Regions from separate parts of the Mus musculus genome. Here region 2 is linked to region 1. A link is a contact called in ENCODE POLR2A ChIA-PET data. All regions are on one chromosome and are shown on one strand. Each heading gives the region's core, a stretch centred on a gene start or an enhancer-like site at or near the end of the contact. The rest is flanking DNA. Distances are from core to core; before and after follow the strand shown.

Region 1 (4,703 bases), core at 1,382-3,881:
TGACCGGAGTCCCCGACACGTGACAACCCCGCCTCAACCACTGCCTACAGCAGCATAGACCTCCAGCGGAGCAGCAGGTGTAGCCAGCACACTTTTAGATGACAAACCCGACCTGTTTCAAGCCCCAAAGCATTTCAGAGGCTACCTGCTGGCAGGCTTGCTGAAGTGACGTCTCTCAAGAGCAAAGGTGTGTGAGGAAAGGCGTGAGAGCCGGCCAGGGAACAGTCTGCAATCATTGCTTTTTCTAATGGGATCGATTTGCCTGTTGGTGTCAACACCCACAAGCACAAGTTGGACCCAAAGATCCTCAGTTTGCTAGTATCATGCTCCTGCCACTGCCTTGAACGCTGTCCCAAACACTCCCCCACACACGCCTTCCCTCCACCCACAATGTCCTCGGTGCATCCCACTTCCACCTCCTGTATTCCAAAGTTGGCCGCGGAGCTACCTCCTCCCCGCAGCCGAGGTAAGCCAGCACATACAAATGTCTTGGTCCTTCCTCCTTAGTGTCCCTTGCCCACAGCCTACTCATCTGGGCATGCCCAAAACTTGCCCAGGACCCTCCCTTCCCACTTTGAGGCCATCCCCAGGCTTCCCTCCTATAGGAGTGAAAAGAATCCCCCACCCCAAAGGCTCACAGCGAAGCTCCTCTGCCAGCCCTCTCTGGACGGCCGCAAACCGACCGCTTCGATACGCGCTTGGCGCTGCGAAGGCCTGGCAGGTCCGACCACCAGCCCCTGATAGGCACGCACCTTCCAGCCCGCAGAGCTGTTGCTGTCGCCCTTATCCTTGAAGTAGGGCACACAGCGCACCATCCACTCGTAGATCTGGGACAAAGTGAGCCGTTTGTCCGGGGAGCTCTCGATGGCGCGGGTGATCAGGTCGGCATAGGACAGGTTCCCCCAGGCATTCCGCCGCGAGGAGCATTTCCTTGGTTGCCCAGAGCCCCCAGCCGCCCCCGGCTGCGGCTGTGGCAGTGGCTGCTGAGGCTGCAGCTGCGTCGGCGTGCCCCCACTCAGAGCGCCTGCGGCGGACGCTGGCCCCGACCCGAGGTCCTGCCCTCCTGGAGCCAGCAGCATGGCCGAATCCTCGAGGAGCAGCCCGGAACCCAGCGTGCTGCTCACGCCGCCACCGATCACCATGGCCGAGCTGGCTCGGCCGCCGCCGTCCTCGTCGTCTTCATCGTCGTCCTCCTCGGGGATCATGGAGTCTGCGGCCGTCTCCCCCGAGGGCTTGGCCGGGCTCGCCTGCAGCTCCGGCCTCTGCAGGGGCCACGTACAGGAGCGTGGCCGACTCTGTGGCTCGAACTCTGGGTCCAGCTCCACTTCGAGCGGAGAGAGCGGGACCGGGGAGGCTGGTGCCTCTGCCATCTTCGCCGCCTGCCCGCCGCCCGCGGCTTGGGCTCTTGCTCTCTCCTCTCGAGCCCAGGCTGGGTGCGGCGGGGGAGGAACGGGGCACCGCGAAGGTTCGAGCTCCAGCTACCTAGGGAAGCGCGAAGAGAGAGTTGGTTATCCTGTGTTGGAGCCTAGTCCGCGGAGACTCCTCGCCCGCGGCCGCCACCTAGAACGGATAGACCTGGGGACGTGCGTCCCGCGAACCTGGCGCAGCAGACGCCGCCCCCTGGCCTGGCCGCCCGGGAGACGCGAGCGAATCGACGGCCCCGCGCGGGGCAGCCCCCTCCCCCGCTGCCGTCGCCAGAACCGCAGGTCTCTCCCGGACTAGATGGCGGGGCGGAGGGGGGAGGGGCGTCCCGGGGGAGGGGTGGCCGCGCCATTAAGTGTGGGCGGCCTCCGGACCCCAACAGCTCCGCAGTGGTCGGAGGGCGAGCGTGCGTGCGTGCGTTTGTTTATGTTTGGCTCTGGCTCGCTCAAGTGCCTCCCGCGGAGGCGCAGGGCAAGTCAGCAGAGTCCTGGGCTCTTCTCCCGCTCCCCAGCCCTGCGATCCCCCCCACCCCTCCCAGGCGAGAGGCCCCCTAGGGCTGGCGCGGGCAACTCCCGTCTTTTCCTCTCCGCCCGCGGACCAGCAGGGAGAGCGTGGGGGTCTGGGTGCAGACCTGCCAAGATCACTTCCAACAAGAGAGAGAGAGAGAGAGGGCCGACCCCGCAGGACTAAGAAGATCTGAGATGTATTTTCTTGGGGACGTGGGGCCCTCCGCCCCCTTCCAGGTCAGAAACGGGAAGGAGGAAGCAAGTGGGAACATAAATCTTCCAACAGGTCGGGAAGCGCCAAATCTCTCGGACTGCATGAAAACCCGGACCAGCACCGTTCATCACCTCCTTGCTCCCGCTGCTGCCATCTTGACAGTTCCCCCTTCCCTCAAGTCCTTTAAAGACACTAGCGGGAGAGAAGGGGGGGAGCACACCGAGTCACGGGGAGGGAAAGGGAAGCGCCTGGCCCAGCTCGGAAACAGATCCGGAGTCACTGGAAAGGCGGCCGCCCCGTTGCAAAGCTCCGGCGCCTACCTCGGCTCCTTCCCTTCAGGAACGAGGCGGGAGGGCGTACGATTCCGCGCGAGCCCAGGGCACCGCGACGAGGGGACTCTCGGGCCGCCGCCGCAGCCCGCCGGAGGAACCGCCTGTCAGCCTGTGCTGCGCCGCCGCCTTCCACATTCCTCCTCCTCCCTTCCACGAGCAGGGCGGCCGCGGCAGCAGCACAAAGTTATAGCCACTCACAGGGAGCCTCAACCTAGGATGACGGCGGGGCGGGTCCCCGCCCAGGGGGAGGGCTGGGGCGGGGGCCGGGAGGGCTGCTGTGCGTGCGTGTGGGAGTGCGCGTGTGTGCGCCCTCGCGCCTGCGCGGGGCTGCGGGAATGGGGGCGGGCGCGCGCGGGTCGGGACTCGGCCGGCTCCGCAGCCCTCCCGGTTGGGGTCCCGCGCTCTCCTGGGGACCTCAGCGGCCACGCTGGCCCGGGACGGGAGGCCAGGTCAGACAACACACCACTGCGCGCCGCCCCGCGCTCTCAGCCTTGGGCCCTGCGTTTGGCTCGTGGGCCCGTGGCCTGCCCGTGGGTGCGTGGGGTCGGAGCCCGCCCCAGTATCGGGTTCCTTATTAGAACCTGACACCAGGGAACACCCGGGTTAAGCCGGCAGCCGCAGGTGACAAGGGTTACCTGGGCGTGGAAACACTGGCCGGCGAAGATCGCGCCGAAAGGTGTGTCACTGGACCCTCACCTGGGACACCCGGCGACAGTCGTGCTTCGCTTTTCACGGATTTTAAGGCTAAGTGGGAAAAGTGCAACTCAGGAAGAAAAGTGCAGTGCGCCCCAGTCCTGAACGCAGGAGCAGAAGATAGCTAACTGGAAGCGGGCAACAGTTTTCTTATGCTAAAGCAGCTGATTACGTGCTTGACTTTTCTAAGTCTATAGACTTCAGATCGCACCTTCACAATCCCTTATCCCACGATCCGTGCCTCCCGGCCGTACTGTGTGCTTTTCTGCGCCACACGCGACATGCATACCAAAAGTCTACCATGCATTCTGGTTCATACGTATCTTTCCAAACAAAACCCTCTCGGTCTCTGCAGCTAAAGTCTGGGCTCCGCAACAACCCAATACCCCAAAAGAGCCAGCCTAAAAGAGCCTGCAGAGGCCGCCCACCCCGGAACTCCGGCCTCCAGGCTTTACGCGTGATCCGTCACTCAAGTGACGTGAGGCCCCCGCCCCTGCACCAAGCTAGTTCGACGCGTACAAACAGATGATGTCATTGTCTCTACACGCGCGTGACCCCGGAGCCCTGCGCCGCATCGCCATTCGCTGCGCGGCTTCCTCGTCAAGCCACGCCGAGCGCTGACTGGCCGCCGCCGCCAGTCTCTGGGCTCCAGACGCCTCTCGCTCCTCTTCGCCCCCGCCCCCAGCAAATAATAAACAATCGAGTAAAATTGCAAGGACAGAGGGGAGGGAGAGCGAAGGCGCGCTGAGTGGCAGCCTTCGCCGCGCAGACAGCGGGAGGACTAGAGGAGGACTGTGCAGGGAGGAGGGAAAGGAGGTAGGGAGCGGATCTGAGCCGCACGCTCTATCAGGGCGAGAAACTTTGAGAACCTCGGCGAGGCCAGCTTGCTAGCACGGCGGGCTCTAGGACCCCAGGGCCCTGGCGAGACGGGAGGGGCGGAGCCTGGTTGCGCAAAGCCCGTGGGCGGAGCCCGGCGGCACGTGCGGGAGGAGGGGGCGCGTTGCACGGGCTCGCCCGGGACGCGCAGCCCCGGCGGCTGGCGCGCTTGTTTACCAGCACACGTGTGTGTTATTTTTGAGATGGAATGTGGGGCTGGCTGAACGGCTGGCGCGTGGGGCCGCCCGCGTCGGCGGAGGGACGCGGCGAGGCCCGCGCTGCCGCGGCCTCCCCGGGCGCTGTTTGCAAGGAAGCCAGGCTGGCCCGTAACCCGCTTCCCGCATAGCCCAGAAGTCCGGACCACGCATCTGGACGGCGAGATTCTCGCGCTGCCCAAGCAGCTGCAGAGACCAAGGGCGCAGACCGAGAAACGCTGCCTCCTTTGCGTGCTCTTGGGGCTCCTGCCTTCACCAGAACAAAGCAACTGCTTTAGATACACACCGGTGCACACACCTGGACCACAAGGTGGACACTTAACACCCTGCGTGGTCTGTGACCTTGCTACAAATATCCCCAGTCCTTTGGTGCAGGTTTTCGGGCTGCATGGCTCGGCCCATTTACGAATAAATATATTTCCATCACCTCGGCTTGTCTTCGGAA
Region 2 (4,703 bases), core at 679-3,178, 230 kb after region 1:
GTGTGTGTCTATATATGTGTGTCTGTCTATGTCTGTGTGTGTATGTGTGTGTCTATGTCTGTGTGTGTATGTGTGTGTCTATGTCTGTGTGTGTATGTGTGTGTCTATGTCTGTATGTGTGTATGTGTGTGTGAATGTGTGTGTCTATGTATGTATATGTGTGTGTATGTGTCTATGTGTGTATGTGTGTGTGTGTGGGAGGGCACTCAAGCATGTTGTGTGTAAGCCAGCATCCATGTACTCTTTCATTACTCTTAGTTGTTTCTCTGAAGTATCAAGTCTCTCTGAGCCTGGAGCTCCTTGTTTTGTAGTTCTCTACCCCAACTCACCCCACCCCAACCCAGGCTAAGAGTTTTCAAAACCTGAGTGACTCCCCTATCTCCTCACCCCACCCCACCCCACCCCACCTCACCCCCACAGTGTTGTAGTTACTGGTACTGCAAGTCTTGTTGTTGCATGAATTTGGGGGTCCAAACTCAGGTCCTCGTACTTGCACGACAAGCACTGTTAATCAGTAGCCCGTATCTCCAACTCTTTTCAGATCTGTATTCTCCTGTACTCTGGAAATAAACTAACTTTGGAACTTGCTAGCTTTATGGTTGTGCTACACTGCTGTTTTTGTAGGCTGACTTGAAGGGACTCTAAGGTCACGTGACGCTGCCTAGGCCACGTAATGGCTTTGTTCAGGTATTGGGTTGACAACCGGATGCACTAGCTCCTGGTATCCTGGTTCTTGGCACTCCCCTATCTTCCTGTCTCCCTTCAGCTTCCTGAGTCTTTCCCTGGTCCTTTTTTCCATTTTGTATAAAGGCTTCTCTAAGTAGCATTCCAAGTACAATTTGAGATTTACCGCTTAAAAACAAAACACATTTACCAGGATTTGTGGGAAACAAGAGTGGCCGCTTACCCAGACAGGGTTCCCGGCCTTCATCTTGTCTTTCTTATTTTGCTTTCTTATTTCAGGGGCCAGACCAGTCTTTAGGCACTGTTTGACCTTAGTTTGAGCTTATCAGGTTTAAAAAATTCCACTCCCTTATTTACTGCTTCGAATCTATCAGTGTAGAACAGGGTGACCTTGAAACTTCTGAGTCTCAGCCTTCTGAGTGCTGGCATTACATTATGCCGGGATTAATGTCCTTCTTGGGGACTGGACCCAGGACTTTATGAATCCTAGGCAATCAATCTACCAACTGAGTTACATCATCATTTTTTGTTTGTTTTTTGAGGGCTACTGTGTAGCCCTGGCTGTCAACTCACTCTGTAGACCAGTGGCCTAGAACTCAGAAATCCCGCCTGCCTCTGCCTCCACCACGCCTGGCTAAAAAGCCTTTTGTTTTGTTTTGGTTTTGTTTTGTGTTTTTTTCAAGACAGGGTTTCTCTGTATAGCCCTGGCTGTCCTGGAACTCACTTTGTAGACCAGGCTGGCCTCGAACTCAGAAACCCGCCTGCCTCTGCCTCCCAAGTGCTGGGATTAAAGGCCTGCGCCACCACCGCCCGGCTCTCCCTTGGTTTTTAAAGATAAGGTCTCATGTAGCCCAGGCTGGCCTCGAGCTCCTGATTCTCCGCTCTCCATTTGCCAAAGGTCAGGATTACAGATGTGTACTGATTCATTTGAGACGTTTATTAAAGGTTTCTAGAAATGAATTTCCAGGGATCACAGTGATGCACTGGATTGGCTGTCTTACAGCATAGGCAGTTTTGTCTCCTCCCTGCCGTCCCAACGACTGCCTTCACTGCGCCAGAACAGCTAAAATCGTTTCCGGAGTCCCTCCCCGCAGAGAAGCTGGGTCAGAAAAGCCGGAAACCCACACCTCCTCCCCAGAGCTCCCCTACTACGCCTGCGCGTCACTCGGCGGCGGCGCGCTCGCCCGAGGCATTGTGGTTATTGTAGTCTCCCCATATCCTTGGCGCCCACAGTCCCGTGACGCCGCCGCGCCTCAGCCCCACCCCGCAGTGTCCCTCGGGGCCGCCGCGGGGCCTGCGAACCGGGCGCGGCGTTCAGGCCAGTCAGCTGTTTCTCCCTGGGCAGAGGGCGGAAGCCCGAGCAGCCTGGGGCGGAGCTTCGCGCGGAACGAACGCCCACCCGTCCTACGTGCTCGTTCGTCTCCGTTCGCTGCGCGCGAGCCGGGAGTCCCCGCGGCGGGCGGCGGTGGCGTTGGCGGAAGGCGGTGGAGAGAAGCCCGCGGCTGCCGCGGCGACAGCGAAATGGCGGAGACGGTAGCGGACACCCGGCGGCTCATCACCAAGCCGCAGAATCTGAATGACGCCTACGGGCCGCCCAGCAACTTCCTCGAGATCGACGTGAGCAACCCGCAGACCGTGGGGGTCGGCCGGGGCCGCTTCACCACCTACGAGATCAGGGTCAAGGTGAGGCGTCCGCCCCTCTCCCGCATCCCTCGCTCCGGGGCCGCCAAGTCCCGCCGGACCCCGGCGCGGGGCCTTGAGGTCTCAGCGGCCGCCCAGGCCAGACGCCCCTGCGAGGCAGCTTGTCTGCGGGCGGAGGCGTGAGCCAGGGTTTCGCTCGCTCTCCGTGGACAGTTTGTATGGGGACCAGCTCGCTGGCTCCGGTAGAAGGTGCTGGAAGACGAGGGCGTGGGTTGAGCTCTGCTAGCCGAGATCTCAGGCAGCTGATCTGGGCTTGACATTTGAGTTGAAGAGGTAGATCTTTCGAGAACACTGTTCTCCGAAAAGAGAGCTAGGTGTGACTGAGGAAGAAAGGGGGAGGGGGGCGTGTGTGCGCAAAGTTGAAGCCCTCTCTCCCTCCCTGTCTCTTTTTTTTTTTTTTCCTGGACGCTTACCAAGACGTAGTGAAGCCAAGCTTAGCTGCTCTTTCCAGGCCTGTCTCAAGCTACAGTAAGAGTATCCTGGGCCGTACACGTCTGTGAGCAGAACTTGATGGCGAGTTCACGGGAGCGCGTCAGATTTTTGTGGTAGGGCTCAACCAAGCGGTTAGCAGCGATGAGAAATGGTTGACCTTAGCATGCTTGGCTGTCCTGCTGAAGGCCTAGGTGTGTGGAATGTCATCTTCCTCAGTGTCCAAAAAAGCAACTGCCCGGGACTAGGGAACCCTACTCATCTAAGTGTCTGGCTTTAGCTTTTTCACTTCAACTGAAAAAAGGAATAGGGTGAAGTAGAAACGTACTCTTAGAATCCCATAACTAATGGGGTTTTGGCAGTAAGTAATTTAGATGATTCGAGGGACACTAAATGAAAGTACTGCTTTTTTTACTCTGTAGAGCAGGATGGAAGGGTTTTTCCACATTTGAAAAAAAAACTTATTAAATTAATTCATTGCTAAAAATTAAATATTAAATAGTAACCATGAGAATTTTGGCCTTAGAGGACTCATGATCATTGTTAACATTAGCCTTTTTTTTTTTTTTTCGAGACAGGGTTTCTCTGTATAGCCCTGGCTGTCCTGGAACTCACTCTGTAGACCAGGCTGGCCTCGAACTCAGAAATCCGCCTGCCTCTGCCTCCCGAGTGCTGGGATTAAAGGCATGCGCCACCACGCCCAGCTTAACATTAGCTTTTATGTGAAGGAATTTCTTATTAAAGTAAGCACTTTTTGTGTGGTAAACAGAATTTGCCATCCTAGTCATTTTTAAGTTGTACGGCCCAGGAGTGCTGTATATATTTAGCTTGTGAAACTTACACACTTTTAAAGAATGGTTGAACTAATCAAACTTTTTTCCCCTATGAGATAGAATCTCATATGTAGGCTCCTGACTGGCCTTGAATTTACTATGTAGACCAGGCTGGCCCCAACTGCTGGAATTAAAAGTTGTGTGTCTCTCTGTCTTTGGATCATCAAACTTTTGAGATATTAAGCTTAAATGGCCTGGTTTTTCAGGCTACTCATTGAACTGTATAGATGTGTAAAACATGAGCCAAATTAGTATCTTGTTTTCTGAAGATTGCAAAATTCAGGCTTCCGTGGACCTAGGGAAATAAATTCTTACCCAAGCCTGTTTTAAAGGGGGATAATTTTCGGTGCTAGGGTGACAGCTCAGTGCTCAAGAACACTTAATTGATTTGGATTTGAGTTCAGTTCCCTGCACCCACATAACGTGGCTCACACACCTCTCACTGCAGGTTCAGGAGTTCCAATGCCCTCTTCTGGTCCCTTTGAGCACCTTCAGACACGTGGCACATAGACATTCATACTTTAAAAAAAAAAAAAACCTAATAAAATTTTTAAAAGGTGATTTTTTTTTTTCTTTTTAGCTTTGGGGATGATTTTTGTCATTAATATATGGCCTGTCACAAAAAAGAACTTCCTCTTTTGCCTTTATTCACCAGCATGTTTTTCCCTGTGTTAGCATGAAACTTGGTATTCCTGTTTCTGAACTTCCATGGCTACTGCTTCCTGTCCCAGTTGAGTTGGATCCGCCCTCACTTCCTCCACATAAGGAGAGTCAGTGCTTATCTTGCTGAGTAGTCGTTAAGGGATCCTAGTAGATGACTCTTTCCTAAAATACTCGAGCCTTTATTTCCAAAGAGTGAATATGACATTGGGATATAACTATGAACGAACGGCCTGGCTCCGGACGTAGAAAACAGTCCTTTTTAAGAGTGATTAGTGAGTTAGATAATTAAATAAACTGTATACTTACTCTGCTTTATTTTTTCTTGTTTCTTTTTTTTTCTTTTCTTTTTGGTTTTTCGAGACAGGGTTTCTCTGTGTAGCCCTGACTGTCCTT

What was found. ChIA-PET counts read pairs that join two places held with the same protein, here RNA polymerase II (POLR2A).
Region 2: POLR2A ChIA-PET joins it to region 1 with 10 read pairs in embryonic stem cell. The contact joins the promoter of Snx3 here to the promoter of Foxo3 in region 1. POLR2A ChIA-PET finds 5 or more read pairs at or near these places in 3 of 5 experiments (Patski and embryonic stem cell).

What each region holds. Positions count from the first base shown.
Region 1 is chr10:42,274,064-42,278,766 of GRCm38, forward strand. Foxo3 (forkhead box O3) reads right to left here and starts at 2,632. Exons shown (of 4, transcript NM_001376967.1): 1 at 2,463-2,632; 2 at 753-1,482. The coding sequence starts at 1,370. Gm38485 (a long non-coding RNA gene) reads right to left here and starts at 746. Exons shown (of 2, transcript XR_380269.1): 1 at 1-746.
Region 2 is chr10:42,500,126-42,504,828 of GRCm38, forward strand. It overlaps Snx3 (sorting nexin 3), which reads left to right and starts at 1,929. Exons shown (of 4, transcript NM_017472.4): 1 at 1,929-2,367. The coding sequence starts at 2,206.